Regions from separate parts of the Homo sapiens genome. Here region 2 is linked to region 1. Evidence: read pairs that join two places in POLR2A ChIA-PET (ENCODE). Cell type or tissue: A673. All regions are shown on one strand. Each heading gives the region's core, and the rest is flanking DNA. Links, peaks and the distances in the headings are about the cores only.

Evidence for each region. Peaks named below come from ENCODE experiments on the same cell type or tissue, not always from the same donor. Only the 100,000 strongest peaks of a DNase experiment are listed, where the experiment ranks them.
Region 2: POLR2A ChIA-PET joins it to region 1 with 9 read pairs; 1 of 35 experiments calls an interaction of 5 or more read pairs at or near these places.

The regions. Positions count from the first base shown.
Region 1 is chr10:79,395,440-79,410,625 of GRCh38, reverse strand. All of the region lies in intron 2 of ZCCHC24 (zinc finger CCHC-type containing 24), which reads left to right. Among named protein-coding and RNA genes, the nearest start is that of ZCCHC24, 43 kb to the left of the region's middle. RefSeq lists enhancers at 4,448-5,255, 6,872-7,680 and cis regulatory regions at 5,929-6,429, 5,936-6,436, 10,691-11,191. In A673, for the core only: CTCF peaks have their summits at 9,758 and 9,957; DNase peaks (open chromatin) are centred at 4,725, 6,165, 9,955 and 10,915; H3K27ac peaks cover 2,439 bases.
Region 2 is chr10:78,354,584-78,369,769 of GRCh38, reverse strand. It overlaps the pseudogene LOC124902568. Among named protein-coding and RNA genes, the nearest start is that of LINC00595, 95 kb to the right of the region's middle. In A673, for the core only: no CTCF peak of the experiment used is centred there; no DNase peak of the experiment used is centred there; H3K27ac peaks cover 554 bases.

The sequences.
Region 1 (15,186 bases), core at 3,112-11,111:
GATATGGTCTAGGACCTGGACTGGCCTGGCCTCCAAGCCTCAAGCCCTCCATGCTTCCCGTGGTCTAGCCCTTTGCACAGGCTGCTCCAGCCCCACAGGGCCCTTTCCACTGTGACGTCACTCCTCCCCAGCCATGCTGGCCAGATGCTCCCAGAACATGGGGCTCTGCTCATCCTGAGCACATCCCAGAAGGCCAGATCAGTGTTCAAGCATGCTACTTTTGTCTGACTGGTCATCGTGTATTTATTGAGTACCTACTATGTGCCAGGTGCTGCTCCAGGCATGGGACATTCCATAGTGAACAAGAAAGATGAGGAAAGAATGCAGTTCCCAATCTTGCAGGATGACAAATAGTAAAGAAATTGACACCAATGGATATGCTATGGTGGCAGGTCATATTCAAAGACAGTTGTCAGGGATGGTGTCTCTGAGGACATGACAACTTGAGTAGAGACAAATGAAGCAGGAGCAAATGGTGTGGGCATCTGGGGGAAGGGTATTCCTGGCAGAGGGAACAGCAAGTGCAGAGGCTCTGAGTGAGGCACAGATGTGCTTGGCTTGTTTGAGGAAGAGCAAGAGGGCCAGAATGGGCCTCCTGACAGCTCCAGCTCAGAGGGAGAGTTGGCTGGGAGGGGAGGGGCGGAGGCACAGGGTTGAACGCATCCCCTGCCTTGCTCTCCCTTCTCCCGCCTCCTCCCCCAGCTGGGCAGCTCTTCTCTGGGGGACACAGATGGGTGCTTGTCTTGAGAGCCCCCGTCCTCCCCCTGCTCCTCCAAACACTCGCAGTGGGGACAGGAAGTGTCGGCCCTCGCCTTCCAGCTGCCCGGGTGGGACACCACTGAGCTGGGCTGGCCTGCTCAGGGAGGGACAGAGGCCCTATTGAGCCCGTTCCCTGGACCATCAGGGACAATAGCCACACTGAGGACCAGGAACAGCGACCAGCATGCTTGCCCAGGAAGTTGCCAGGCCGCTGCCTGCCCCATCCCCACACCTCCCCTACCCCTCTGGCTTTCTCTTCCAGATACTTCTCTCAGGCTGATAGTCATGTCCAAATGGTCACTTGCCCTTCACCTGCTCCCCAGAGCCCCCTGTCCTGTGCCAGACCCACGCTGGGCCCAGGGAATCAGAGGGGACCCCTACAGGGTCTCTGTCCCTGAGGAGAGGGCAGGGAAGGAGGTGACAGACACATGAGCTGAGAGGGGTGTATCCTAAGTGCTTCCTACAGAGATCCACAAGGTACAGGGGGTCCCTGGAGGGCAGGGGAGATGTCTGCTAGAAGTGCTGGTAGGAAAGGCTCCCTGGAGGAAGAGTCACAGTTCTAAAGAGCTTCCGCAGCCAGGGTTGTGCTTTGAAAGCCCAGCACCCAAGTGGCCCAAGCCTGGCAAAAACTAGCCTCTGTTACATGCCCAGAGGTGTGCAGAAGCAGTGGCCAGGACTTGGACTCTGTCCACTTCTCAAGCCTGTGTGCTGTCTACTCATGGAACTATTTGCATTGGAAGGATCTTTAGGGATCATCTAGGTCAGGAATGCCAACTCAAGTCATGTGTGCCTGCTGCCCCCGGCCATGGCAGGGCAGGCACCACGAAAATCACACCATTCTTGCCTGTCGAGCTTGGATATAGCTGCAGAATCCTTCACACCACAGTAGTTTTGTGGCAAGTTACGAGTGGACACACAGGGAGAAGTATTTGCCTTTCCTGATTTTACTTTATCCCCCCATCATGGACAGATGGGGAAACTGAGACCCAGGCAGGGAAGGGGCTTATCCCAGGTCACAGAGCTTGCTGGTGGCAGTGTGTAGGGACTGGGTCAGGGACAGGAAGGAGGTCAGAAACACCCACCTTTTGCAGTTTAGGCTGTGAACCGTCAGAGACTGGGAATGGGAATGGTTGACTGCCCTGAACAGACCTTCTGTATGGCTTCTCACTGTGAAGAGGGGATCCCCATTCTCCTCTGCCACGACACCCCATTCCTTCATATCTCTCATCACAGCTTTAATGATCTGAATGGGATACTTACTTTTCTTCCGCGCCTGGCTGTAAGTTCATGGGGGCCGGGGTTGCATCTGTCTTGTTAACCACCCTCCTCCAGTGCCTTGTGGGTGCCTAATTCATAGTTGTCGAGGGCACATGTGGAAAGGAAGTAAATGCACGTGGTGATTGGTGCTCCAAAGCCTTCCCTGCTCCCTGGCTGGTTGTTTGGCCTGCAGACAACAAGCGGGATCCCTGGGGGCACCTGGGATCCAGGCATCAAGCTGGTCAGATACATGCCAGTATATAGTAAGCAGCTGGCCTAACCTGGGTAGTCCCTGAGCTCCCTGCAGGGAAACTGAGGCCCAGAGTGCTATAATCATAAGCCAGGAGTCGTGCAGGCAGAGCAGGGAGCTAAGCTGGGGTCAACTGGCTTCCGTCCAGGCTTCTGGGCACCCAATCTTGCCACCAGCCTCCACATCTGTAGCTCAGGGGCTGACTTTTCCCAACAGCTGGGCCCACTGGGAGCTGTGTGTGTTGGTGCCAAGGCAAACATCGGTGGTGGAGGTGGGGGCAGGAGGTGCCTGCAGGCTCTGTGTTCCTTTGCCTTCCTGAACAGACAGGGCTGGAGCCCCTGAGCAGCCCGGCCTCCTGCTCCATGATCATTGTTCCCGGTGATGGTTTCCAGATGCTGAGGAGTCACAGGTTTGGGGCTGGGCCAGGAGAGCCAGGCCAGCCCTCCCCAGTACCCCGCCGCCACTGACACCACCGCCGGTCTTGCTTTTAAAGAGATGGGCCTTTCTCCCCCAATCCAGGCTTTCCCCTCTCAAGCCCAGCAGCCTCACTGTCCTGCAACCAGCCCAGCTCCTGGGGTGAGGAGCCCTGCGCTCCACTCCCAGCTCTGACCCTAACTTCCTGTATGGCTTGAGCAAGTCACTTGCCTTCTCTGTGCCTCAGTTTCCTGGGCTGTAGAATGGGCAGATGGGGACAGCATGGAGGTGACAGTATCTGACTGGACTTTAACAGACTGTGACCAGGATCACTGGGGCGGTGGCTCCCTAGGTGGGTCCCCAGACCAGCAGCAGCTGCACCGCCCAGGCATTTGAGACTCTGGTTCTCAGGCCCTCCCCAGACCTATTGATTCTGAGACTCTGGGGCCAGGGCAGCAGCGTGCAGTGTACCAATGCCCCGATGGTCCTGTGCGTGCTCTCGTGAGCGAAGAAGAGCGTGTGCTCTAGAAGCAGGGGCTCAGGAATCTGGAATCAGAAAGACGAGCACAGCCGTATGGCTTCAGAATGAGCCTTCACTTCCTGCTGGGGAATGTGGACTGGCGCTCCCAGCCCTGTGTGTGGCATGGTTACTGTGCAACAGTCAGCCTGGCTCCCACACCACCGAGTGCTCCTCTGGGACAGGCGCTCCCTGGGGGCAGGTCTGCACCTGGCTGGCGCTCCACCCCATCAGCACTTTAAAGGCGCTGTCTCAGACCCTAGCAAAGAGGCCATGTGTGCACACAGGTTGCGGGGCGTGTGTCCAGCTTGCCTTCAGCAGGTGTAGAGGGGGCCCTAGGGTGGCACTGTGGCACAGAGAGTGACAAGAGGAGCCCTGGGGCAAGGGGACAGAGACCAGAAGGGTCAAGGAGGCTTCCCGGAGGAAGTGCAGCTTCCACTGGATTTGGTTGGGAGGCAGGGTGTGCCAGGTAGTGAGACTGGGGTGTGTAAAGGTGGGTATGAAAACAAGTACCACCAGCCAGCCCCTTCTCCTTCTCCTCCCTTTTCAGGGCACCAGCGGGATTATTGTCCTGTGGGGCTGTCCACAGACAAGGGCAAGGAGGTCAGAGCTCAAGGCCATGTAGGAGGCATGCGGCGTTGCAGCAGTCAGTCAGGCCTGGGTTCAGATCCCAGCTCTGCTGTTTCCTGCCTGTGTGACCTCAGGCAAATCTCTTAACCTCTCTGTGACTTGGATTCCTCATCTGTAGGGGTTACAGGGAGGATGAAATGGCTGGTGGAGGTAACCCCACACATAGCAGGAGCTGTGAGGGTTTTAGAGCCAGGGAACCTGGGGCCCAGGCAGGGGAAGTGACCATTTGGGGACACTCCATCATCCTGCTTCCTGCAGAGCTTCCTGCACAGAACACCCTCGCCTTTGGGGACAGTGGAGAAAGGTCAGTTTGGGAATGTCTTTCCAGCCCCTTGGTGAAGAAGCAGGGTCAGCAGGGGTGGGAAATGTGAGGCTTCCTTCCTCCCTGCGACCCCCCTGTAAAAGTCACATAAGAGCAGCTCTTCCTCTGCAGAGCTCCCCTCCACCCAATTGAAGAACAGGTGCCACAGGTGTCCTTTGTACCTGTCCATGGCCTTCTGGACCTCCGATATCTCGCTCAGCAAGGAGGGAATTGGGCAACAGGGAGAAAGGCCATGGTTCGAAGCCTTCTGCTTATTTGCTTTGTGACCTTGGACAGGTGACTTAACCTCTCTGAGCCTCTATTTCCTCACCTGGAAATGGGATCACAATGAAGCTACCTACAGGTTGTGTGCGTGGCCAGCCCCAGCACGCAGGGGAGACTCAGCACTCTCCACCCCGGTCTGTGGTTGCCACAGTCTCCTAAGTGCTGTGAGCTCCAGCGCTCACCCAGAGATGGAAAGTTTGCTTCTCTTTCTACCCAGATGAGGAGATCGAATCCCAGAGAGAGGAGGTGATTTATGTGAGGGTTTTGCGAGGCTGGAAGTCACGCCCACAGCCTCTTGCCAGGCAGCAGTGGGGGCCTCAGCCCCCAGGCCTCTGCCAGAGTGGCCCCAAACTGCTGACTTCAGCATTTCACTGGCCAGGGCAGATCAGATTTCTTTTCTGGCACTTGGCCACCCTGCACACCCTTCCCCCATCACTATTTTGAGCTGAGCTCCCCTGTCCCCTCCTCCCAGGGCTGTGGCCCTCACACCCAAAGCCTCACTCCAGGCTGAGGCCTTTCCACCTCTTGACCCACCACCTTCCCTCCAGCCAGGGAAGGCTGGGCTGGTCACGGCCATGTCTATCCAGGCCTTGCCAGGGACGCCTTCAGACACAGAGCCAGGGGCCAGCTGCCCTGTGCAAATGGCGCTGCTAGCTCAAGACAGCCGTCCAGGGTGCTCAGCACTGCCCAAGGAGGCGTCCTGGGACTGGACAGAGCCCACGCCATGATCAGCCCTGGCATTGCCACCTCCTACCTGTGCGACCTCCACCCTGCCCTAACTTCTGCTGTCCACCTCACACCTCACCCTTTGCAGGCACTGCCACTCCTGGTGTCCCCTCCAGCTGCCAAAGGATTCTGAGCCCCAGCCTGAGCCTAGTGCTACCATAGAAGTGAGAGGTGTGGAGGGTGCACCTGACCGCAGCACACAGAGAGGCTTGTGGGAAACAAGATGGCAGTAGGGGAATTTCGTTTAAATTTCGGGTGAAATCTCTGAGTTTGGCAAGCTGGAGGTTGGGTCAGGGCAGGACATGACCTAGGGAAGATCATGTCTCTCGCCTTTCCTGGAGCTAAGCGTGTGGTGCAAACCACAGAGTCCCCTGGAAGTTCAGGGAGAGGGCCTTCTCCAGGGCAAGGCGGCGGGTGGGTTCTTATCTCCACACCAGCCAGCCTGGGACTCAGCAGTGGAGTGAGCTCCTGAGCAGTGCATTAGCCCTCTCTGGGCCAGGGAGACCAGGGTGCCCCTGGAGCTTGCTCTTGAAGGGTACATGGCTGTTCACTGGTGAAGTGTTGGGTACAGGGAACAGCAAGAAAAAGGCACAGATGGGCAGCATGTCACTTGCAGGGAGTGACTTTTCTTTATTTGAGTGTAAGTGCTGTGGGTGGAAGGTCAGCTGGGGCCAGAAGGGGAAGGGGCCCGAATGCCTTGCATGTTTCATCTCAGCTCTGCGGTGAGGCCCAAACCTGAAGTGGGCCTTCATTTAAGTATTTGGGGAGATTCTGCCTGGCCCAACTCAGGCGGTGACTGCAGCAGGAGAGAGAGGTGCAGTCGGAAGAAAGGTCTTGCTGAGCAAACGGGACCCAAAGAGGGATGTGCAAGATCTGGAAACAACAAATGGTTTTCAAACTCAATAGTCCCCTCCAGCAATCAGCAAACAGCAGGGTGGCTGCAGATCTTCCATCCACCCACTAAGGCAGCCAGCAATCCCTGTCTCTGCAGTGGCGGAGGAAACCTCTGTCTTTTGCAATCCCTGTGATTCGGAAGCTTTCCACCCCTCTGGACCGGCCCCTCTTCCCCTCCCGCCCCTCCGCTCTGATCCGTGTGGTTTGCTAAGGGAGGAAAGCCAGAGCAGGAAACAGATAACTTAGGGAGTGGCTGTTCATGTGATTAAAATGTCTTTGCTTTCCAAAAAGTTTTGCCTGAGATTACTTCAAATCGCCTGGCTGGGGTGGGATTTGGAGAGGGGGCTTCTTGCTGCCTTCTGGGCAGCAGCGCCTCAGGGCCGGGCACAGGGCTGGAGGCACGGGGTGTTGGGGGGCTTGGCACTTCTCTGGGTCCTGGAGGGGCTCCTTGGCCTCTGTGGGCCCCGTTCCCCCGAATGTCTCTGTCTCCCAGCCCTTTTGGTTTGTTTCTGCATCATGTCTCGCCTCTCCTGGGCACCCTGTCCCCCCTTCTCCTCTTATCTGCTCTGACGGGCGCTCTCTCACTCCCTGCCCCTCATTCCCAACATCGTGTCCTCACTCCCTGTCTCTCCAGGATCTCTCCCTCATCTCTCTGTCCCCCGCTTGTTTTCTCCTCTCTATCTCCCTTCCCTCCTCTCCACACCCCCACTCCATGCCCCCCTCCCCAGGGTTTTCCTGAGGCCTTTTCCTGTCCCTGTGAAAGCTCCCATTGTTCCTTGCACTTTGACAAACCCTAGTGTTGTGGAATCAGGATGGCATTTTTGTGGTGGCTTTGGGCTGGGAACGGGGGTGGGAGGGGTGACAAGAGGCCAGGCCTTCTGGGCCCATGCTGGGCTGCAGCAGGAACCCAGAAGAGGGGAGGGGGCCCTGGGCAAGGAGGCGAGGACGGCTGTGCGCAGACAAGGAGGCCCTTGAGGCTCCAGAGGAAGCCCCGGGTGGCCTCTTGCCGCGTCCTTCCTCCCTCCCAGCATCCTGCAGGCCGCGGCCCAGCCCACCTGTCCCTCTGACCGCCTGCTTCCTCCGGGGCCTCCGTGGAGCCTGCAGCTGCCCAGACCAGGCTGCAGGGACGCAGCCCTTCCACCTGCCTCCCCCGGCCGTGCATGTGGACATGTGAGTGTGGAGGTCTTTGGTTGGTCCCTAAAGCAGTACCACAGAGCACAGAGGGGAAGGAAAAGCCAGGGGCTCAGCACTTGGCAGACTTGCTGCCCCTGTCTCGAGCCTCAGTTTCCTCATCCGTCATTAGGGTTAAGAGTGCTGATTCAATGAGGCCGTGGCAGTGATCAGAGATAATTTCATGTGGCATGCATAGGTCCCATGCCTGTCACTTGGGAGGTCTGTCTGGCCTCTGCCTGAGGGCGTGAATCCAAGTGTGTTTTCACAGGTGTGAGTCCGACTTGGGCTTGAGCCCAGGAGTATGTGGCTAGGGGAGTTCGCGACTGGTGTGGGTCACGGTTGGGGAAAGGGTCACAGGGCTGACTTCTTTGGAAGGCCTTGGACTGAGAGCTCCATGAAGACAGGGCATTCTTCATCTGTCTTGTTTCCATATTTCTGGAATTTTCCACAGAGCCTGGTGCAGAGTGGGTGCTCAGTGTAAATTAGGTGAACAAATGAATATTGAGGTGGTGGCCAGGGTCGGAGGTAAGAGGTGCGGCTGTGTTCCTAGGAGCAGGCTTTTTCTTTAATTTTCTCTCAACCGTCTCACGGAGAGGCCGCACATTCAGTGGAAAGTGTCGTTTTGGAGTCAGCAAATTGGGTTTAAGTTCTGGCTCCATGGCTGTGTGGCCTTGAGCAGGTTGCTTGGCCTCTCTGTACCTCAGTTTGCTCTCCTGTTAAATGAAAGAGCTCTGGAGAGCCAGGTCAGAAAGCGTGTGGCACATTGTAGGTGCTCATTGAATGCTAGTGTCTCCAGCTCCACCAGAGCAGCCCCCTCACATGGAAGATAGAAAAACCAAGGCTCTGGCCGGGCACAGTGGCTCACGCCTATAATCCCCACACTTTGGGAGGCCGAGGCGGGCGTATCACAAGGTCAGGAGATCGAAACCATCCTGGCTAACACAGTGAAACCCCGTCTCTACTAAAAATACAAAAAATTAGCCGGGCGTGGTGGCGGGCACCTATAGTCCCAGCTACTTGGGAGGCCAAGGCAGGAGAATGGCATGGAACTGGGAGGTGGAGCTTGCAGTGAGCGGAGATCACGCCACTGCACTCCAGCCTGGGTGACAGAGCGAGACTCCGTCTCAAAAAAAAGAAAAAAGAAAAAAAAAGAAAAACCAAGTATCTAAGACAGGCGTGGGAGAGCCAGGGCCCAACCTGGACCTCTGACCTCTATCCCCTGTTTACTCCGCACTGCCCCAGGCTCAAGGAGAGACACTAGGGAGAATGACCAGGGACCTTCTGCCTCCTCTGGTAAAGGCCTCCAGAAAGGGCCAGCAAGGCCACACAGAGGATCCTGGGCTGGGGTCGTGAGTCCGTGGTCAGCCCTGCGCCCCCTCTGTGGACTAGTTGCCCCACCCCTGTGGCCTCTGTTTCTACATCAGTGGAAAGTCTTTCTCGAACTCCTGAGACCGGGGCTCTTGCTCTCTGGGAAGGTAGACTGGAGCCCAGGGCCACCTCAGCGGCCGGGCTGCAGGAAAGCACGCAGACTGGGCAGACCGGGCAGGACAGGGGCCAGCAGGCAGCCCATCTGTTCTTTATTTCCTCCCCCTGCTCCTCTTGGCTCCAGCCAGAGCCTCTCAGCTGGACGCACGGTGGGGTCGGCCTTGTGCTCCATGGGAGGGCGGAGCGTGAGTGGGCTGCCAGGCACATGCTGAGTTATGGGCCTCCTGGGAGGCCAGTGACCCTGCCCAGCAGTCAGTCCAACCTCTCATTCTGGAGATGGGAAAACTGAGGCCCAGAGATGGGGAGGGATGCCCCCAGCATGCCAGGACCCATGAGAACAGCGGCCCCTTCCCGTTTCTCACCATCCCGGCTTGGTGGGTCTCTTCTTTGTGCAATCCTGGCATGTTGTGTAGCAATTTAGAAAGTGAGCCCACGTTAGGTGGCTTGGGCTCGGATCTGGACTACCCCATTTCCTGGCAGCGTAGCTTGGGCAAGCCATGTAACCTCTACATGCGTCAGCGTTCCCATCTGAAACCTGGGACTAACCGTACTTAGCTCATGGATGGTTGTCGGGACACAAAGAGTGCCTGGCCCTGACCAAAAATACCCAATGTTGGAGCAACAGTGATTTCTCCATCCCAGGGTTTGGCAGGGCACAGGCCTGCGCCCCTGTGCAGATGGGAGTGGCAAGGCCAGGTCTGGGGGTGAGGCACATACCTCAGGCTGGGAGGTATCGAGGCCTATAGCTGGAACCCATATCCAGAGGGCAGAGGCCGTGCATCCTGGGGCACAGTGCAGCCTGGAGTCTTGGCGTGCAGGGCACAGCCTCAGGCTCTCAGTGCCCACCCTGCTCTCCTCCTGGTCCCTATGATTCTCTGCCTCAACAACCAAAGGCCACAATGTCACCTCTGTGCAAAAGGGACTCATTGTCTAAAAGGGATGGGGAGATCAAGCTTCACCCTAAAGGATCACTCACTCGTGGTGGGACTTCAAGCACCTGGAGGGGAGTGACCAGTCAGGCTGTGGTGTCACGTGACAGTGTGTGGACATGTCTGGCTTCCCTTAAAATGGAAGGAGCAGAAGGGACCCAGGGGTGGGGAGTGCATTCCACAGTTGGGGGGCTAGCTCTATGGACATGAGTATGATCCAACAGAACCAGCAGCCTGAAGCCAGCCAGTGCCCAGGCCCCAGGGTCCACACCTGCAGGGGCAGGAGTGTGGCCACAGCCACCATCTCTGTGGGGTTTCTGTCACCTTGGGAAAGCACAGTGCGCCCCCTAGGGGGCAGGAGGGGCCTGCAGGCCAGGGAGTGGGCTGGCTACCATCTTCTTCCAAGCCATACCCACTCATTAAAGGCAATTCATTCATTAAGACAGAGCATAAGCTGCAGAAGTAAGATCATCAACAGTCCTGTCTCTCAGCCCTTGTGGCTGCTTTCCTGCCAGTCCTGTTCTTGTGCAGCGGTTATCTTCGGTTGCTTATCCTGCTCTCTTTATAAGTATTTTCCCAAACCCCGAACAAAAATCACCATAACTATTTTAGTGGCTTTATTGTCATTCATCCAAAGGGTATAACGTAATTTAGGGAACCCGGGCATTGTTGTTGAATGTTTCGCTCATTCCAGATTTACATTGTCCTAACTCATGCTGTAATGGACATTTTTGAACACCCCTTTTGTCCGCATGTCTGATAATTTCCTTGGGATAGTCGCCCAGAGATGGATTTGCTTAGGATAAGGAATGCACATTTTTTTAAAGTTTGAAGGCTTACAGAAGTTTGAAGTTGTCCTATAGAAATACAGTAGGAAAATATACCTGTTCAGCCCCCACCCCAGCAGCATCTCAGAGTGCCTGTCTCCACACCTGCCTGGTTGGCCTTTACCAGCTGCAGGGGTTGGGAGGACTGTAGAGTTGGAAGTGCCTCCAGAGTCACCAGATCCACCTGCCTGACCAGGGCAAAGGCCCCCTCAGCAGCCTCCCTGATACTTGTTCTCTCAGCCTCTGCTTGCATACCCCCAGTAAAAGGCAGCTCACCACCTCCCAGCCAACCTCAAGAGATTTCACGCAGGGATGGGAAGAAAACACTGAACCATTCTGAAGAAGTGCCCAGAGAGTGTGAGCCTCCTCCACATCTCTTCCGAAGCCGCTGGCTTGCCCGGGGGGCCCCTCCCACTTCCCCGCCCTGCAGCGCTGCCTTCTCTGCTCCTTGGCTTGGCTCCTCCTTCCCACCCCCATACTGGCCACAGCTTCCCACTTCCCAGGCTGCCCTCGTGTGAGGATCCCAGCCTCACTCTGGAAGTCAGAGGATCCTTCCCTCCCCCGAGCTCAGTCAGATTTACTGAGTGTGTCCTTGAGTGAGTCCCCTTGCCTCTCTGGTCCCCAAAGGGCCTGTCTGTGCTACAAGGAGTGGTTTCTGAGCTCCAGTGAGCTTTGCCCAGGCTCCTGGCAGATGTGATCCCCCAGAGGGGTACGTGGCAGGGGCCTGGGTCAGGAGAGCCTGGTCAGGCCTGGCTTCCTTCCCAGCCGGGCGGGTGGTGGCCCCTGCAGTGCTGTCAGCAGTTACCGTCTGTTTCATGCTGAAGTTTATGAGAAGAGGCCGTGCCTTTCTGGGAGGAGGCAGGGGGGTGTGTGGTGAGTAGAGAAGCCTTTGTTCCGTTAGAAATTCCTTCTCCCCTTGGCCCTGCCCTCATTTGTAAGCATAAACAACGTCGGGACTGAACCCTTCCAGGAAATGGCTCCTTGCTGCTAAGAGCTGCCCACAGTCCTTCTTCTCCTCCATCCACTGCCTTTACCCCTGCCCTGTAGGCCACCTCTACCGAGGTCACCGCCAAGGCCTGACACTGGACTGGGCTGAGGGGAGGCCCTAGGAATTTTCTTATAAAATTCCTGCTAGGGGGTCTCTCCCCACCAACACAAGCCTCCATCATGGTGGGGGCAATTTTGGGGGTGGCAGACAGAAGAGGTGGGTCAAGTGTGGCCTTGTGGAAGAGCCTGCTGAGCCTAGCCTGCTGCCCTTCACGCACTGGAAGCACTTTGGCAAGTCCCACCCCTTCCCTGTGCCTCAGTTTCACCATCTGTTAATAGGTTGATAATGTCCCCTGCCCCACAGGATTCCAGGAGAGTTGGCTGGGGGTCTGACGGGCTGTGGAGTCCTAAGCATAAAGCCCAGCACACAGGTGGTGCCACACAAATGCCAGTTCTCTTTCCTCTTTCCTCAACCTCTGCCAGCAGTGTCCCCAGAGCTTCTGCAGCGTGGTCCTTCCATGAGAATTCTAGAAAGCGAAGATGCCTAATGCTGTTTCTTCTTTTGCTTGCCAGTCCATTCCTACCCAGGGATAGAGAGCTACCCAGATATCCCTCCCAGGTTTCCCTCCCATCTCTGGAACCATCCTCCTGGGACTAATGCCTGTGGACCTCAGCCCTAGCCTCGGCAATACCTCAGACACCTCTGCTCCCTCTCCTAGTGCAGGCAACGAAGAAGAGAATCACCCTGAAATAGCTAATGGTGACCGAGCACTTGCAGTGTGCCAACCACTGAGCTGAGACCTTTACACGCATGAATGTGTCAAATCCCAACAGCCCCGGGAGGCAGGTCCTTTATCATCATCCTGGTTTCCAGATGAGGAAACCAAGGCACAGAGAGTTTGAATAACTTGGCGAGGAACTCCCTGGATAGTCACAGGCAGAGCCAGATGTCATTGCAGGCATCTGGCCCTGGAGACCACAATTGGAGCCACATCCCATGCAATGGCGTGTTGGAGCCGGGCCCTCCCAGTGCCTGGCCTGACAGCAGCCGTGGGAATGGTGCGCTGAGGACGTCTGGTCCTGCAGGAGGCTGGGGCCCCATCCCTTGCCTGCCAAGCAGCCCACACGCCCTGACGGACGGCTCCAGACGGCTGCTTTTCTAATTACATGGTGCGTCTGTGCTTCCTGGCTCACCCCTCGCTCTTCTCTTTCATCTTCCTGTTCCCTTCGGTTCTCACTCAGTGTCTTCTTTATCTGTGTGGGTTTTCTTCCCGTTCATTTCTGAAGCAGGGGCTCTGGGAACAAATTCCCAGAGTCCACCTCCAGTCTGGCCCCAGTCCCCACGCTTCACTCTGCCCAGTGTCCTGGAATGACTTGACCCCTCCTTCTGGTACCTTGACCCCTGTCCTTTGCCCCAACTGTGTGAGGCCAGGCACCAGGTCCTGTGAGCTCTCTGAGCTCAGAGGCCTGCAGAACCAGATCCAGAGTGGGCCTGGCTGGTGAGAGTCCCCAAGTTCCCACCTTCGATCAAGGAGTCTCAGACCTCAGCATCAGGGAGGCACCCATGCCTGCCCCCTCATCCCCTCTGAAGACGTAGATGCTTCTGGGGAGACATGGGGGAGTGAGTTCATCCAGTGCTTTATTTCAGATAATGGAAGATGAGGGGTTGTGATAGAGGGGGTGGCTTAGAAGTCACAGGTTCCAGACCCCAGGTGAAGGAGAAGGTAGCACCAGAAACAGTCAGAGGGACATGCACTAACTTGAGATCAACAGAGCTCAGTGTGCCTTCAGAGGCACACGTTGACCCCTCTATTACAAACTGACTGGCCCCGGGCCCTAGCTGCCCACTGAGCACTCCCCTGGGTGTGGCTGACCCCTTTCTCAGATCTGACCAGTGCTGAGGGCAGCCCTGCCCTGGAGCTCAGGCTGAACCTTCTCCCAAGAATGTTACAGCTGCCAGGAAGGCCACTGAGGATCCAAAGACGTTAGGCAGTGGGCCCAGGAGATCAGGGTGGTGTTGGTGTCACTTTCTAACTTTAGATCTGCGCACTCAGCACGTATGTCCCCTCTTAATGTTTTGTCTGAAATTCTAGCAGGCTATCACCAAGTGGTAGTAATGGCGCCTGGGACAAAGAGGCATGATTACTAAAGGAAGAAACTATGTACCAATTTTATATACCACTTTTTGTTCTACATTAATAAATAACAATGGCATTAATATTCCTGTTTTGTCTTCTGTGTGCCAGGCACTGTTCTAAATGTTTTGCATTTACTCCTCAGCTCATTTAATCCTCAGAACAGTCTTATATGGTAGTTACTATCCTTATCCTTGTGAAGTAACTTGCCCAAGATCACAGAGCTGGGATCTGGATCCAGAGCGTGTGCCCTTAACCATTATGCACCACTTCATAAATGGGCAGTTCCCCAAGGAAAGTTACTATGGCAACATCATCTCATAGCCCAGCACTTCTTTAACGTAATGGCATATGAATTCTCTGGGGCTCTTGTTAAAATGCAGTTCTGATTCTGCAGATCCAAGGTGGGGCTCCAGACTCTACATTTCTAACAAGCTGGTGGTGCTGTCGCTGTTGGTCCGGGGACCACACTTTGAATAACCACTGTGGAGAGCCTGCATTTAAGCCTCTCCAACTCAAAGCCTGCGAGGGCCTAGTAGAGAACGTAAATTCAGCTCTAGTTGGTGGGAGCAGAGGTGATGTGGAGGAAGCACGTGCATGCAAGCTGATGGGGCAGCCACTCCTTAACCTCAACCAGCAAGGATTCTAGACCAGTGTGGTCGTATTTCTGTGTGAAATCTCCCATTTGCAAATATTAGGGTAACTCATTCAACTTTTAAGAACACTTGCAGCTTGCACGTGAATGTTCATAATAGCATTATTCATAATAGTCAAACATTAGAAACAGCCCCAGTGTCTATCATCTAATAAATGGGGTAATAAAGCATGGCATATCCATACAGTGGAATATTATTTGGCAACAGAAAGGATTGAAGTGCTGACATATGCTGTAGCATGAACAAACCTTGAAAACATGACACTAAGTGAAGCCAGACACAAAAGGACAAATGTTGTATGTTTCTACTTATATTAAATACCTAGAATGGGGAAATCCGGACAGACAGAAAGTACACTAGTGGCTGCCTAGGGCTGTGTGGGATAAGGAAGTGGGAGTAGGATGGGGAAGGACTATTACTGGGTATAGGGCTACTTTTGGGGGGTCAATAAAAATATTCTAAAATTAGATTGTGGTGATGACTGTATACTCTGTGAATTTACTTAAAACCAATTGATTTGTCCACTTTAAATGGGTAAACTGTAAGATACATGAATTATATCAGCAAAGCTGTTAAAATAACACTGTGTGGGAGATAGCTAGTTTCTTTCATATATAAAATGCAGTTACAAATCAACAAGAAAAATATTAGGCTATTCCTGCATGAAAAAAGAATCACAAAAAGTATGAACAATTAGTTCACAAAGGAAACACAAGTGAGTCTTAAATGCATGGCAAATTCACTCTTGCTCATAATAAAAGACATACAAGTCAAAGCTCCTCTGAGAAGATTTTCTACCTTTTAGATTGGTGATAATGAAAACTCTGTTGATGCTGATATGGAATGTTAAGTTGGGATACCTGCAGTATGTGGGAAGAAGGGGCAGTGGCAATTTGCTCTTTAAAAATTAGTGGTGCTCATACCCATTGACCCAACAATTTCACTTCTATATTCACAAATA
Region 2 (15,186 bases), core at 4,278-12,277, 1.0 Mb after region 1:
CTATTCCTCGAGAGAGGGACCCTGCCTTCTCTGCTCCTGCTGAGCAAGAGCCCACAGCAAAGGCTCCTGGGGAGACCTCTGGGGGCCAGGGCTGGGGACAGCCACAGAAAGGAGCCTTGTGCCTTAGTCAGGGCTGGAAGGCAGCAGAGAGCAGGCTGTGCCCTGAAGGGGCCTTACAGGCAGGGAGAGTGAGGGCCCAGGGGCCTGAGGGGTGACACCCAGAGGACCCTCTCTCTGACTCCTGGGATGAGCCATGCCCAGAGAAGGAATCTGAGAGGCAGGAGGACAACCCCAGAGGAGCCGAGGTGATGGGTTTCCACCAGCCCCACAGAATGGATCGTGGAAGCAGCTGTGGGACAAGTGATTTGTGTCACCAGCTGAGTGAGAGGACTAAGATTCATGACCTCAGCAGCAGTACTGCTGCCTACCCTGCCAGTCTACACGCCCTGACAGCAGGTGCTAAGCTTCCTCCTCTCTGTCACTTCATACCTGCCCAGGTTGGTGCCCACATGAATAGGTGGGACTTTGCTACATCCAGAGGGCCGGCTCCCTGCACTTCAGGAGATGTTTCCTGCCCACTTCCCATCAAGGAGGCATTTGTCACAAGTGGATCCCTAGGAAGAACCATGGGATGAAGATATAGAGCATGGAACTGCTCACTGCCCCAGCGAGGGCTTCCAGGAGGGGCAGCAGGCAGGCCCCACACTGCACTCACTTTGGGGCCCCGAGACGAGGCCACGTGGGGAAAAGGAGCTGTCATGGACCTTCTTCCATGAGAACACCAGGGTCATCCCGTCCTGCTCCACGTGCTCTTGTCTGCTACCACAAGCTTCTCCTTCATGCCTCGAGAAAGATCCTGACATTACCTAGAGCAGAGGTACCCTGAAGAGGCCTTGACACATCCCAGAGTCAAACCACTCACTGTACAACTACAGGTGCCAAGGCCAGAAAGGGCAAGCTGCTCATCCAACATCACACAGCCGCTTGGCAGATCTGAGACCACAACCAGGTCTCTTGCCTTCCAGGAAGTTACTCCTTCTAGCACCCCACAGTATCTTGCAAGAGTTTATTTGCGCCTCCATGTAACTGCCAGACCTCCACAGCCACAACAAGGCTCTTCTAGTTAATATACCTGCTGAGGGACGTGTGGGTTCAGCAGGAGTGATGAGAAGTGGACTGAGACTCAGAGACCTGGGTTCTAGGTCCACCTGTGGCACGTCCCATGCCTGGGCCTCCAGGAGTCTGGAAGGCTGTTCTCCTCAAGTAGGAGGGGAGGGCCATGGACTAGGCCAACATGAATGGAGGCAGGGGAGGCATGGATGCACGTTAAGAGAAGACTCCAGAATCCACCCCCCTGTGGTCCTCCAAGAGGCTTGTTTCCAGGCAGCTTGTTTTCAAATGTCTTTCACTTGGGGCCTCTGCTTACAGTCATCCCAAAAGAGATTGCCCTATTAAAATAAATAGGTGACCCGCCAGCCCCAGCCTGGGCAGACTCTGTCAGAGGTTACACTGTGGCTCAGTGGGAAGAACTGCACTTGGGCAAAGGATGCCCCAAGACGGCCTTAGCCTCCGACCCAGCCACTGTCCCAAGGCAAAGTTTTGAGAAGGAACAGAAAACCAGCACTCTTTGCAGGCAATGTGTGTACTCTGAAGCAGGCTGCCAGGTGCTCTGTGAGACCACAGTGGTGCTGCCTGGCAAGACAGCTACCATCATCTTTTCTTTAAATGGCCACATCCAGGGCCCTCAGCCTGGTTTGAAATAGCTGCCCCTTCTGCAGAGCATGCCAGGAGCTGCTGCCAAGGAGAATAGGCTGGGCTGGAGTCGAACAGAGACCAGAGCGACACATCTGGCCAGCATGGCTTGGGTGTGCAGGGAGCACTAGGGTAGTGATGTTTCTGGGGTTCTGGGATGACAAGATTGGCAAACTCACCCAGCCTGCCCTCACACTTCCCCAGGCCTGGGCTGACACACACAGAAAGTCAGACAGAAAAAAGTTTCTTTTATTTCTTCTTCTTCTTCTTTTTTTTCAATGTATACCTTGGTTAAAGCCTCACAGACACCAGCACTGAGCTTCACACAGGGAGCACACCATAAGCGAGACACCAGGTATCAGGAGGCATCTAAAAGGTGACAGAAAAGAGGAGGTGTGGAAAACTCCAGAGTTTAGAAGGGACAGGAGTGGACCCTCCAAACAAGGGGGAATGCTTTCAGCAGTTTCTCTCCCTGCACTGTCAATGACCAGGATAACTTTCGAATATAGGGGCGCAAAATTTCAAAGACCTAAAAGTGAGGAAGGAGGGGAGACTTGGAGCTTGAAGTGCCTGGCAAATGAGGCAGCAGCGGAGACAGTGAGCCTTACAGTCTTGAGAGCCTGAGGCCCCGACCTCAGGGGAAGGCGGGGAGACTGCAGCAGGATCAGAGACAAATTGCAGCGAGTTTTCAAGAGGCTGGGGAACAAGAGGTCAGCAACGGAGAGGCCGCCGTGGCCTCCACTGACAGCTCATGCAGTTGATAGACCCCAGAAGGAGATGACCAGGCTCCATGTGGATAGGAGCCAGGGGGCTGCACACCCTGCTCAGAGCTGACAGCCAAGGGGGGCGGGGGACCCAGAAGAAAACAGCTCTGTTGTTTCAACACAGAGAGGACAGCCACCCACTGCCTGGGGCATTCCCGAAGACTTGGAGCCCCACTGGGCCTGAGGAGGCCGGCTGTGGGCAGTTGGCCCCTGGTCTCTGCTTTGCAAGAGCTGTTCTTGCCCCTCTGTGTCTGACTCCGTGGGGTCCTCACACTCCCTCAAGTCGCACTGCCTGTCTGCACAGACGCCACTATTTTTCTGGAGAGATCAAATTCAGCACAATAAAGCGACACTTGTTAAAGGACGTAGCAAAATCTGGTTTTCCAAGCCTAGTACTTTTATCATACGAACACCAGAGACTCTAAGGGATCTTGGAGCCCAGTGGGGGTCCAGTGCTTCTGGTAGCAGAAAACTGCTCTTCATGTATAACCTTCCTTAGAAAGCTGAATGTAGGACCAATGAAAGAAAAGCCACTGTGGTTGGAGTAAAGGAGGTGGGTCTCACCCCTGCCTACCCCCTTCCCTCTCCCCATCCCTGCCAGTGAGCCCCAGTGTTCCACAAATAAGAGTTTGGAAACTGACGGATTTGTCCAATCCCCACATTTTACAAATAGAAAAATGGGATCACAGAGAGAAAAGGGCGCTTGTTCAAGACCACACAGCACTCCAGAGTTTGGGACCTAGAACACAGTAAGAAAGGAACAGTCCTGGTCATGATTTTTCTAGTTTCAGAAAACCATGGCGCATTCAACGTGTGAACAGAGGTCCCGGGAGTCCCCAAACAGTCTTAGGCAAAGTTCCTTCCCCTTGGAGAAGCTGCACACCCTCCAGTAAAAAGAAATCCTCTTATTGCTGCAGAAACTGCTCTTCTCCTTCCTGGACTGCCTTCTTGGGTCTTTCCCTCCCTTTCTTTTCAACAGTCAGAGCAGACGCAGCCCCAAACAGTTCCCCGACACAGAGCCAGGAGCCCTCACTCCTTGCCTCTAATTACCCTGTGATAGATGTTGGCGTTGCTGCTAAAGGTATCTGCGTTCAGGCTTTATGGTCATTTTCCAACAGCCCAGACCTTTTAAACTCTCTTATGGGAGCAGGTTAAGATGATTATGCAGATGGATGGACCCCGGTGCAATATTATGTCAGCAATGGAGATGTAGGAGGTGCAAATGGGCCATGATTACCACCAAGAGGAGGCTGCTGCAGCCACTGCAAGCCGAAGGGAAGTACACAAGATCTCTGGGCTCCAAGAGCAGCCTCAGACACAACACACACTCACACACGCTCCTCCTCAGCCTCTCTAGTTACTTGTCTGGCTACAGTCAGACTGTTCCCATGGAAACGTGAAAAGTCAACCATGGCTGTTGGGATGCCAGGAAGACACAGGTCTGCTGGAAAGAGAAGCAGCCAGAACCCAGGGAGGTCCTGCTCTCCAGCTGACTTGATGGGGCTGGGGGGAACCAAGTCAGATGCAGAGCTGGACCCCAAAGGACAGCACAAAGAGCAGTCCTGGGGACCAGCAGGCTCCAGTCAATCACTAGACAAGGGTGAGGTTACACACCATGGTGTTAATGCTGTGGTCCTGGGCACCTCCTAGAAATGGGCTATGCATTGGGCTCTGTGCTTCCTAGCAGACAAAGCGGAGAGGAAGACGCAGTCTCATTCAGCCTGGTTTCCACAGATAAAAAGGAACTCTCCATAATCGGCCCTCCTTTTCCTGGTTCTAAAGGTGAGAAAAATGTCTCCCAGCAATTTCCTTAACACTCTTCCTCCTGCAATAGGCACAATAACTAGCTTCTTAGGGGCTGCTTCTCCCAACATCCTGCCTTCAATACAAGCCCAGGGTACCACACCTAAGTGGAGCTAGGTGGCAAGGCAATGCTACCTGGAACAGAACACACGGCAAGGTAGGGGATGGTCTGACTTCAAATGAAGGAAAGGCACAGGCTCTTCTGGGAGATGGATGGGCAGCACAACCTTCTGGTAACCCTCCAGAAACAGAGGGTCTCCTTCAGACTGCAGAGTTTATGGTTGTCATCTTGGAAGGGAACCAGCAGGGCAAACATGCTGTGTTCCAAGCAGTGGGTGTGAGTGATGTATGTGGAGCACCTGGAGAAAACAGGTCCCAAACAGCAAGACTTACAGCAGTAGGAGCGTTGAATACATGGTTGCTCCAGGCTCACCCTGGCCTTGGTCTTTGTAACTAATCTTAAGACCACGTGTGAATGGGGTTGATGTTCCATGCTGAAGGCCCATGTCTGGGCTATCTCCAGGGCTGGGTTGAGCCTGGGCCTGAGAAGAAACAGCCATGGGAAGCCAGGGGACAATGATGTGGGAACCAGGACAGGGAGGCCACTGCCTTTTCCATACAGATCCCTCCCCTGAGTCTGAGTTTAGGAGCTTAAGGAAGCCGAGGACCTACATCTTCTGAAGCCAGAAACTGGAAAGAGACAGAAGTGAATTATTTCTTGTGATAGAAGCAGGGAATCAACGCCAGCTCACATTGTCCCACACCATGATTAGAAGACCTCATTAGCCAGGCATCCAGTGTCAGGCACTGTCCTGAGTAACGTGCATTAATCACACTTCCCTATGCCTCATAATGAGCCTGCAAGGGAGATGTAATTATCCCTAGTTTATAGGTGGGGATACCGAGGCCTAGAGAAGCTGTATGACTTCCCCAGCGGTACCCAAGGTGCAAAGGGGCAGGCCTGGCAGAGGGAGCCTGCATAGGAGTCCAATAGACCAAAAGAATCAGCATCAAATGGCCCAGGCTTTGGGGCCAAGCTCATCTGGACTGGAAGCCCAACGTGGCTACACCTTACTGTGTGACCTCAGCCAAGTGATTTAACTGCTATGAGCTTCAGGTTCTTCATCTGGAAGTTGATGTTAATTATACCCATCCTCAAGAGTCATTGTCAAGACGAGTGATGTGATACAGGAAGTGCCCCTAGACCCACCACTGTGGGTGCCCACTAACTGTGAGAGAGGGTCGCACTCTGGGAAGGTGTTGGCTGCCCTGTCTAGTGTATCCCTCTACCCGCAGGGTCTCTGAAGGCTGGCACAAGATAAATAGGCACTGGTGAAATAGCTGGGGAACAAACATGGGGTTTTTTCTTATTGAAAAGCAACATATGCTCACAGAACACGAGAAATGGAAACATGCATTTTTAAAATGTCACGCCAGAGTCCCACCTCCAAAAAAAATAATCCCTGTTCTGCTTTTTCTTTTAGGTAAATCATTCGAGTCCTGTGAATTCCTCTTTCCCAGCCAAGATTTCTGCCCCTGGTATTTTAGCCAAAGACTTCCCCAGACAAACCAAGCCAGGAATTGTCCTGACGCTCAGGCCCCTCCTATGAAAGCCACTGGAGTGAGGACCCAAAGGGAGCTGCCTCATCCTCCATCCTGCTCGGATCTCTGCTGCCCACCCATCACCTCCACCTGCTCTGCTGCAATCAATATGGGAAGTCCTCCCTTCTCAGAAATGCTGGCTACTCAAGTGCTTGCAGCTTCAGAGCTGCCACCATGTGAAGAAAGTGTCCAACTAGACCCTTCAAAACAGAAGCCTTGGGGTGAAGGGAGGAGTGCCCAACAGCTCACTCTGAGATGTTTCTGGGAAGTGCTCCCTACCATGGCACGGTCTCCAGGACCCTTCATGACCTGCTCCCTGCCTGTCCCTCGCCCCTTCCCATCATGTCATCTCCTCTATGCTCCAATCACACTCAGCATCTTTGCATTCAGCCCCCACTTTCATGTTTCATTCCCTCAGCGTAAAATGTTCTTCTTGTGTCTGAGTGGCAAACTCCTACTCATCCTTCAAGGCCCCACTCAGACACCACCTCTTCCAAGCCAGGAAGCTTCCCCTAAATCCCCAAAGTTGGTGATTTGGCCCTGCCCTGTGTTTCCACATCCCTGGGCTTGCCTCCACTACAGTCCAACCACCCTAGTATCACAGCCTGGTCATTTGGCAGAGCAGGAGCTCCTGGCGGATGCAGGATGGTGGCTGGTAACTGTTGGAGAATTCTGCCACCTCTCAGTGAGTGCAGTGGGAGCTGTCCCATGTCTATGCCCCCCCAGGGTTTAGAGCAGGGCCTGGGACAGAGTCAGGCTCACTGAATGTCCAGGGTAGGAAAGCAGGGAGGACATAATAGGGAGGAGGATCATTGGGTGGGGAGACAACAGGAAGCTGAGTGGGTCCCTCCTGTGGGTCTGGGGTTGGCTACTTGGGCCCCCAATGTGATGAAGAAACACCAACTCCACGCTGAGAAAGCTGTTGACAAGCAGGCCCAGCAGGCTGTCTATGGGATGACCACCAACTGCCCTCTGCTTCATCTCACCCCTGTCCCCATCTAGAAGCACTCAGGATAGGCAAGAGGCAAAACTGCTGAGTCGTATGGCCTAGCGCAAGGGAAGAATTCATGGTGAGAAAAATGCTCTCCTCCCCTAAGCCAAGCAGGAGAAAGGCCTCCAGGAGAATCATGCCTAGAGACAGGGATGCCTCCAGCAAAAGAAGATCAGCACCTCCCCACCCTAGCTGGACGCTAGCTGAATGCGGAAGTGGCAAGTGCGGCCTAGGGGAAGGCATGGCATACGCCCCTGGAATGTGAACACAGGAAGTGGTGCCTTCTTGTCTGGCAGTCTCAGCAGGAAGGAGGCTGCAGCTTGCTGTAGAGGCCTGCACTTGCAAAATGAAAACAGACCAGAGTTTAGAGGGCTGGGAATAGGATGGGGGATCACCGACCTCATTTTTCCTGGCTTTCCCAGGAGAAAGGACCCGCGGAGAGGACCTTGAGTCTCCACATACACAAGCACGGAAGTTAGAGCTAGGCAGGAGGTGTGGGCTGCCCAGGTGGCTGCCACCCAGATGAGGTCCTTCCTGAGGGCACACTCAGGAATGAGAGAGGTGAAGTGAAGCTGGACGCTGCCCCTGAAGAACCCACACTCACCTTCTGCATGGAGACTACCACTAGAGAGGAGCCACCACTGGGACGGGCAGACGCACACCAGGCAGATGCAGCCTTAACCAGCCCAAGCAAAAGCCGGCCACCTCACTGAGAGGAGGCGAGTGAAGCAAGATGGTCTCCACCCTTCCCATCCTGGAAAACCCAAGAAAGGAGGAAGAAGAATGGCCTCAACATGAAAAAGCCGTTTCTCCTTCCCCACTCCAAGGAGACGGGTTTGACACAGCGGTGAGACTGCTGTTTCTTGTCAGACCAGAGAAGGTCCTGATACATGAAAGTGGCCAGAAGTTATGGGACAAAAGGAGTCAACAGAGTGAGGGGGACAAGAGAAAACAAAACCTTGTAATAACTCCATTCCACTGCGTGGGATCTTCACTAAACTAGTTACGGGGGAAGAAAGAGAGGCAGATGAAAGAGGTGTTGCAAGAAAGGAAAAGAAAGAAAGAATGGGGCAGGAAGGGAAGGTAGACTTGGACATCAGAAGTCAACACTCAGAAGCAGGCACTAAAGCCAGAACCCAGGTGTCCACATCCTGCTACGTATTGCTAATCCAAGCTGAGCCTCTCAGCAACTGGGCAAGAGCTCCCCTGAACTCCTGGAAATAGGTCTGCATTCCAGGAAAGGGCCCCCACTCAACCCAAGCTACACATCAGAGTCACCTGGAGAATCTTTAAAAAATATCTACCCTGACCCTGCTCAGACCAACAGAACCCAGCCTGGTCAGAGGGCTGGGAAATGATCAGTTTAAAAACTCCTCAAGGGATTCGAATGTCCACCCGGGATTGAAAACCATAAGAAAAGATGACTCTCAAAGGTTGCTCTTTGGACCAGAAGCAGCAGTAGCACCTGGGAACTTCTAGGAATTCAGATTCTCAGGCCCTGCCCCTCCTCCACTGACTCAGAGACCCTGGAAGTGGGGCCCAGCAATTGGTTTTGACAAGTGCTTCAGGTGATTCTGACATGAGTCAAAGTCTGCAAACCACTGGACTAGAGTCTATCTGAAGAGAGAAGGTGAAGCAGGGGAGGAGGGAGGAAGTGGTGGTGTGGGCTGTGGGGTAAGGAGAACTGTGGGAGCATGGGGCAGTGAGGCCCTTTCCAGGCAAACACCCTAGGTCCCTGACATCCCATCCAGGCCCACGTCCCCACGTCCCCCTCTCTCCAGTTATTCAGCTCCCCAAAGACCCGTGGGGCAAGAAGCCATGAGCAGAAGGCATCCTGCAATGCAGAGGGTCTTACTCCAGCACAAAATGCTGAGCTCCTGTGAACACGGTCTATGGATTCACTCTTGGTTTCCAAGGCACGTCAGGAGTGAGGGGAGCTGCTAGCGCTCCCATTAACCAACCCTGATTAAATCAGCTGGGCTTCTCAAAGGGTAGCACCACACAAATGGAAACTAATCATAATAATTTACTAATTGTCTCCAAGCTGGAGTCACTCTAATCTCCATGGACAAAAGACAGCAATTAAAAGTCTTCCAAATTCTGAGAGCTGAGGCTGTACCCTTCTCCCAGCCAGGAGGGTGCAGGTGGCAGGGAGCTGTTCTGAGGACCAGAGAAGCAAGGCAGAGGAAAGGGTACAGGGATGGATGCCTCCTGGATGGGGAGGTAGGCAATGACGAGAAGGTCCAGGAACTGAGGCAGGGAATGGCTGCCACCCAGGCTTACTGCTGGGAGTCCTACAAAAGCTCAGCTTGCAGCGGTCAAACTCGCTGGCCTTGGCTTTTACGCAGCAACTAGCTTCTGTGCCACCTCCTCCAGGAAGCCTTCCCAGGCAGCTGCGTGAGAAAATGGGCTGAACACACAGGTGTGGAGCTAAACATTGGGAATGTTCTATTCCTATGCACCAATGAGCTTTAACCGTGTTTTACAGTGGAAGAATCTGAGGCTCCAAGAGGTACCATGACTTGGCCAAGGTCACATAGTCACCTTGAGAGACAGCTGGGATTAAAACCCAGGTCTCCAAACACAAGACTCTTCTCTAAGGCAGAGCTAGAGGAGCGTGTGGGAAAGTAGCTGTTCTTTTAAAGCACTTTCTACCCAAGTGTCATCTTTTCAACTATTTTTAAGGTAATAAGTTGACAGGAGAGTTGTTTTGACTATGGTGAGAAGTCATTAAAGAAAGCAGTGTAAAAACAAGCCTGTAAGACACACAGAGCAGGCAGGCAGAGGGGTTGGAACTTTCGACACGCTGGCTCCCGCTGAGCAATGCACAGGACCCAACCCCCGGGACCCGCCCCCAGGCTCCCTCCTGCTCACCTCTAAAGCAGCTTCTCTTCTCCAGAAGCCCCCCCTAATCTCCTATTACCAGTTCCCAGACCCACTTATGTGAGACTTGACAGCTCCCTGTCTAGACTGCAGACTCCTAAAGTCTTAATTGCTCTTTCATCAACAGAGAAGGGCTGCTTCTTCGTCAAGCAGCCAACCACTCAGGAGTCCTTGTTGAGCTCCTACGGGGTACCAGGCTGCGCAGGGATTCAGAGATGCCTGAGGATTTGATGGATCATCTGGGGTCAGAGGAGGACAGTTCAGACACTGCTTGGCCCAGGCCTCGTGCCAGATGTGAGGCTCCCAGCAAAAGTGAGACTCAAGCCTTCTAGATGCTGCACTAGCCCCCCTCCGCCCAGAGGGAGGGTGAGGAGAGAAACTGGCTGCAAACAGCCTCCCCACGTTGCCTTTCAACAACCCATTCTCAAGGTGCAACAGCCTCAGAGTCCTCCAGACTGATGCCTTGGCACCCACTCCCCTCAGCAGGGATTCCTGGGCCCTCACCTATCACTCCACTCCTTTATTGGGCACTAGTATGTGCTGGGCACTGTACTCAGCTCTGGGAGAGTGGACAAGATTCACACAGCCCTTATCCTGGAGTGTAGCCTCTAGTGTGGTAGTTATCTGCTAATTTAAGGGTATGGGTTAATGGGTTACTAATGCTCCATGGGTCCAGCTCCCACTGGCTGCCTGCTTTCTCCCTATCCTATCTTCTAGACTCCTCACCCCCAACTCTGAGCCCACATAGGCAGCCCTCTCTCCCATAGCAGTCGGCTCTGGGCACCAGCGCTGCCTTTTCTCCCGGCCCACCCACTTCAGCCTCCGTGCAATGTGCTTATCACCATCTGGCTTCATGAGCTGTGGCTACAGCTGAGTGATGATGCCACGTCTCCTGAGGAAGACTAGGGCATGGGGTCCTTGGGCACCTTTGGTGCCTGTCCCCAAAGGATGGTTCCTCAGGGCTTAGTGGAACCACAACCACCCCCTCACATCCAGGGCAGAAAACAAGAGTCCTTCTCTGTCATCATTCTGGAAAGGATGGTTTCCTGGGGACAAGGCTCTGGGTTGTCACAAACAGGATTGTCAAACCAAGAGCCATTTACTCATCGCACAATTGTCTAAATGTCTCTGATTTTTTAAAAATCATTGATTGTGCACAACGTGTCAAGCCCATCACAGGCTTCCACCTTGAATCCCCACCACCACCTTCTGCAGGGAAGAAGCTGGGTTCAGGGTGGGAAGGGCCCTGTTCAGTAACCCAACAAGCCCAGAGATGCTGGAATCCAGCCCCAGCCTGGCTCCAGGGGCAAACCACTGCCCATGGGCACCTTGCCTGCAGTCGCTACCTTTACCACTACTCTCTCAGCTTCTCCAGGCAGGGGAAGGCATCAGCCTTGCTGCGGGTGCCCAGGGGATGTACTGTGGATTAAGTACCTGAAGCTGTGCCTCGCTCTCTCTCCCAGCCACCACTGCGGCAGCAACTGCAGTCAAGATGAAATAGAGCCTCAGAAAAACCAGCAGAGCTGAGGCCATAAACCATCTCTCTCTGCCAGGAATTGCCCAGTGCCTCTCATAGGAGGGGGGACGACTGTCTCAGGATATGGCAGCTAGAATAGGAGAGGGGAGAGCGAAGAGGTCCCTCCTTGATCCACACCATACCCTGGGAGGTTGGAAGGGGGAGAGGGGGAAAATGGATGTTCTGCTAGACAGAGGCCAGATGCTGTTCTATGGACTGCAAGCAGGGAAAGGGTGGCAGGTGGGGTGAGCCAGTCCCGTCTGCAGCTTTCTGCATTGAGGGACCTCTGGCATTGGCCATATTTCTGTAGGAGAGCCCCATGGTGGCCTAATAACAGAATAGTGAGGGCTGTACTGTACTGATATGTCCCTCAAATCTGCCTGAGGGGGGAATCATACCTTCCAGAGAGGAGAACAATGGACACCCAGCTGAGGATGTGTGTGAGTGTGTGTGCGTACATGTCGGCATTCTCCCAGACACTGCCAAAGGAAGAGATCAATTTAGAGAATTAGAGGCCAGCCCACTTTGCATGGCTTCTAGGAGGCATGTACGGTAAATAAGGATTCGAGAAAAGAAATGTTGCATCATTCAATTAATTTTAGCCTTGAATCACAGCGACTGGGTGGGGGAGATTGTGGGGAGAGAGTAATCAATACCAAGCATTCAGCTTGCTAACATGAAGCACATTTCATACAAAGCTGGACATTTTTCTCCTTGTCATACAGAATTATCTTAATTATTGTTTCAAGGAACAGCCTTATATAGCATCAGCTAGTAGTCTGGGAGGCGGCTCCGAAACTCGTCACTGGAATAATTTATGATTTTTCTTTCTAACATCTTGGTCTTGTTTGATATGCTTGCCATTTCTCCCTGACAGGGAGGTCGATTAAATCACATTTATATTGTAAACGTATGCATTGCTTTTTACCCAAGGCGCTGGATGAAGAGATACAGGGGCCCCAAGGGAGGGAGAAGCCAATCCACTTTCATATTGCAAATTTCTGCTGTTCGGAAGAAATGAATGGTTGCCAGGGAGAACTGGGAATTACTTGAGGATGCAAAATGTTATTTTAGAATCCTTTTGAGAGGGTTTTTCCCTCCCCCACCTCCTCCGGCATTTTCACATCTCTGGCTGCTAATGGGGGACAGCACCAATCTCTATACAAATGCCGAAAGAATGCACTTCACCGGCATTCTTCAGGGGATTGGCCTGAGCCAAATTTGGGCTGGCCAACCTTTAAACAGGCTGCCTCTTGGCCTCAAAGCTGGGCGGGGGACATGCAGAGAAAAAAGGAGCCATTCACATTCTGCAAGGCATTTCATCCTCCCATCAGAGGCTAGATGGGGCCACACTCCGGAAGCTGGTTGTTGGATTTGGGTTGGGAGGGGGCTTGTAAATAACAGAAAGTGTTCAAAATGAAGAGTGGAAAGGTCATTAACGGGACCAGGAAGAAGTGACGCTGCACCATCATTAACCTAACCGAACTAATTAGGAAACATTCAGGTTTTATAAATTATGCAAGACGCTCAATTTATACTTTTTCAAATTCCTACCATAACATAGATAATGAGGGAACATTTACAGTAACAGCGTAACCTAATCAAGAAACCCTTTCATTAGCATGAAATCTTCCAACACGGTGTTTGCGAGCACAACAAACGGAATTATAGAAGCCAGGGGAGGACAGGAGGAAGGCTGGATTGCGGGGAGGTTGGGAGGGGAGTGCTGACTTCACATTTGGCCGAGCCCAGGGATCTAAGAAACCTCCCCCTCCCACCCTTGACATGAAATGTTTTCCCCAGGTTGAGTCTTCCAAAAGAGGCAGAAAGGTTCCACTCACTTCCCAGCCCACTCTGGGTGATTTATAACTGCCTTCTCTGTAGTGACCCTCTAATACTATTAGACTGATAGCCACAGCTCAGACCAGCCCTTTCTCTGGGCCAAAAATACCCACAGAGGTCACGAGTCAGGCTCCCATAGAAGGTGTCATCCTCCATAAATGTTAGACACTTGCCTTCAGTTCCACTGCCAGTTGGTTTAAGCTTGCTGCCAGTGGACAAAACGTAAGGGGCATGGTCAGGGGCTACCATGCAATCACAGAATTCAAGGGGACCCCACCACATTGTCCCAGATCTGTGGAGCCCATTGAACGCCCGCATAAGAACTCAATGCCTCCTGGGGAAGTGGCGTCCATGCTGGAAAGTCAGAAAGGCTCTCAAAGGCTCCCATGGGGAAGAGAAGAGGAGCATTGGCTGCCCCTGACCTCCACCACCACTGGCCCACTCCATAGTGGGTTGAATGGTAGTTCCTGTATTAGTCAGCTCAAGCTGCCATTAAAAAAATACTACAGACTGGGTAGCTTATAAAACAACAAAAATTTATTTCCCATGTTCTAGAAGAGTCCAAAATCAAGGTGTTGGTCAGGTAGCTTTCATCCTGAGGCTTCTTCGTATGGGCTCATAGGCAGCCGAGTTCTCACTCTCTACTCACATGGCCTCTTCTTCCTGCAAGCTCTGTGGTTTCTCCTGTAACAAGATCACTAATCCCATCACCTCACAAAGGCCTCATTTCCAAGTGCTATCACACTGGGGGTTAGGATTTCAATGTATGAATTTTGGGGGGATGCAGATATCCAGTCCATAACCCCCCCATACTCAGAGCATGTGCATGTGACCTTATGTGGGATAAGAGTCTTTGCAGATGTAACTAAAAGGAAGGATTTGGATGATATCACACTGGACTGTCAGAGTAGGCCCTCAATCCAAATCAAGACACAGAGGAGCAGGCCATGAGAAGACAGGCAGAGAATGGAGTGATGAGTCCACAGCCAAGAGCAGTGCCAGCATTGCCAACAGCCACCAGGAGCTAAGAGAGGCAAGGAAGGATTCTTCCCTAGAGCTGTCAGACAGAATGCAACCCCGCTATCTTTTTTTTAATTTTTTATTTTTGAAATGAAGTTTTGCTCTTGTTGCCCAGGATGGAGTGCAATGGCCTAATCTCGGCTCACTACAACCTCTCCTCTCGGGTTCAAGGGATTCTCCCACCTCAGCCTCCCGAGTAGCTGGGATTACAAGCATCTGCCACCAGGCCCAGCTAAATTTTTTGTATTTTTAGTAGAGACGGGGTTTCACCATGTTGGCCAGGCTGGTCTCAAACTCTTGACCTCAGGTGATCCACCCACCTTGGCCTCCCAAAGTTCTGGGATTATAGGCATGAGCCACCGTGCCTGGCCCTGCTATCTTGATTTTGGATTTCTGACTTTCAGAACTGTAAGACAGTACATTTCTGTTGTTTAAAGTCACCAAGTTTGTGGTCATTTGTGACAGCAGCCCAGGAAACCTATATACTCCCTAAGCCTTAGTGTCTATCATCTGCAATGGCAAAAGTATGCCCAGCACATATGAAGCACTCAATCAATGTGAGCAATGATATTGGGGGACCCCAGATCTGCCTCTGAGTTCTAAGCATTGGCCCTAGCTCTAACCCACTAGTGTCTCCTGCGTTCAGAAACTTGAAGACAGGAAACTGTTATGCTAACCATTAAATACCCCTCATTCTTTCTACTGCCTCCTGAATGACATAGTTAAGCATCACCTCACTATTCTGACTGCTATCCTCTGGGCAAGCCAAGGTGTAAGCCATGAGATGAACACAGGTAGAACACAACAGAACTGTCAATTCACTTATTCTAGAGCCATCCATTTATTCACCCATCATTCATTCATTCATTCATCCATTGAACAAAAAATATTAAAGATCTTCTAAGTGGCAGGAGCCATGCTTGGAGCCAAGGATATGGTGCTGAAAAGTCAGAGTCCCTCCCTTTGCTGAGTTTATGCTTTAGGCTCGCCTTCATCCTACTTCTACTACCCAA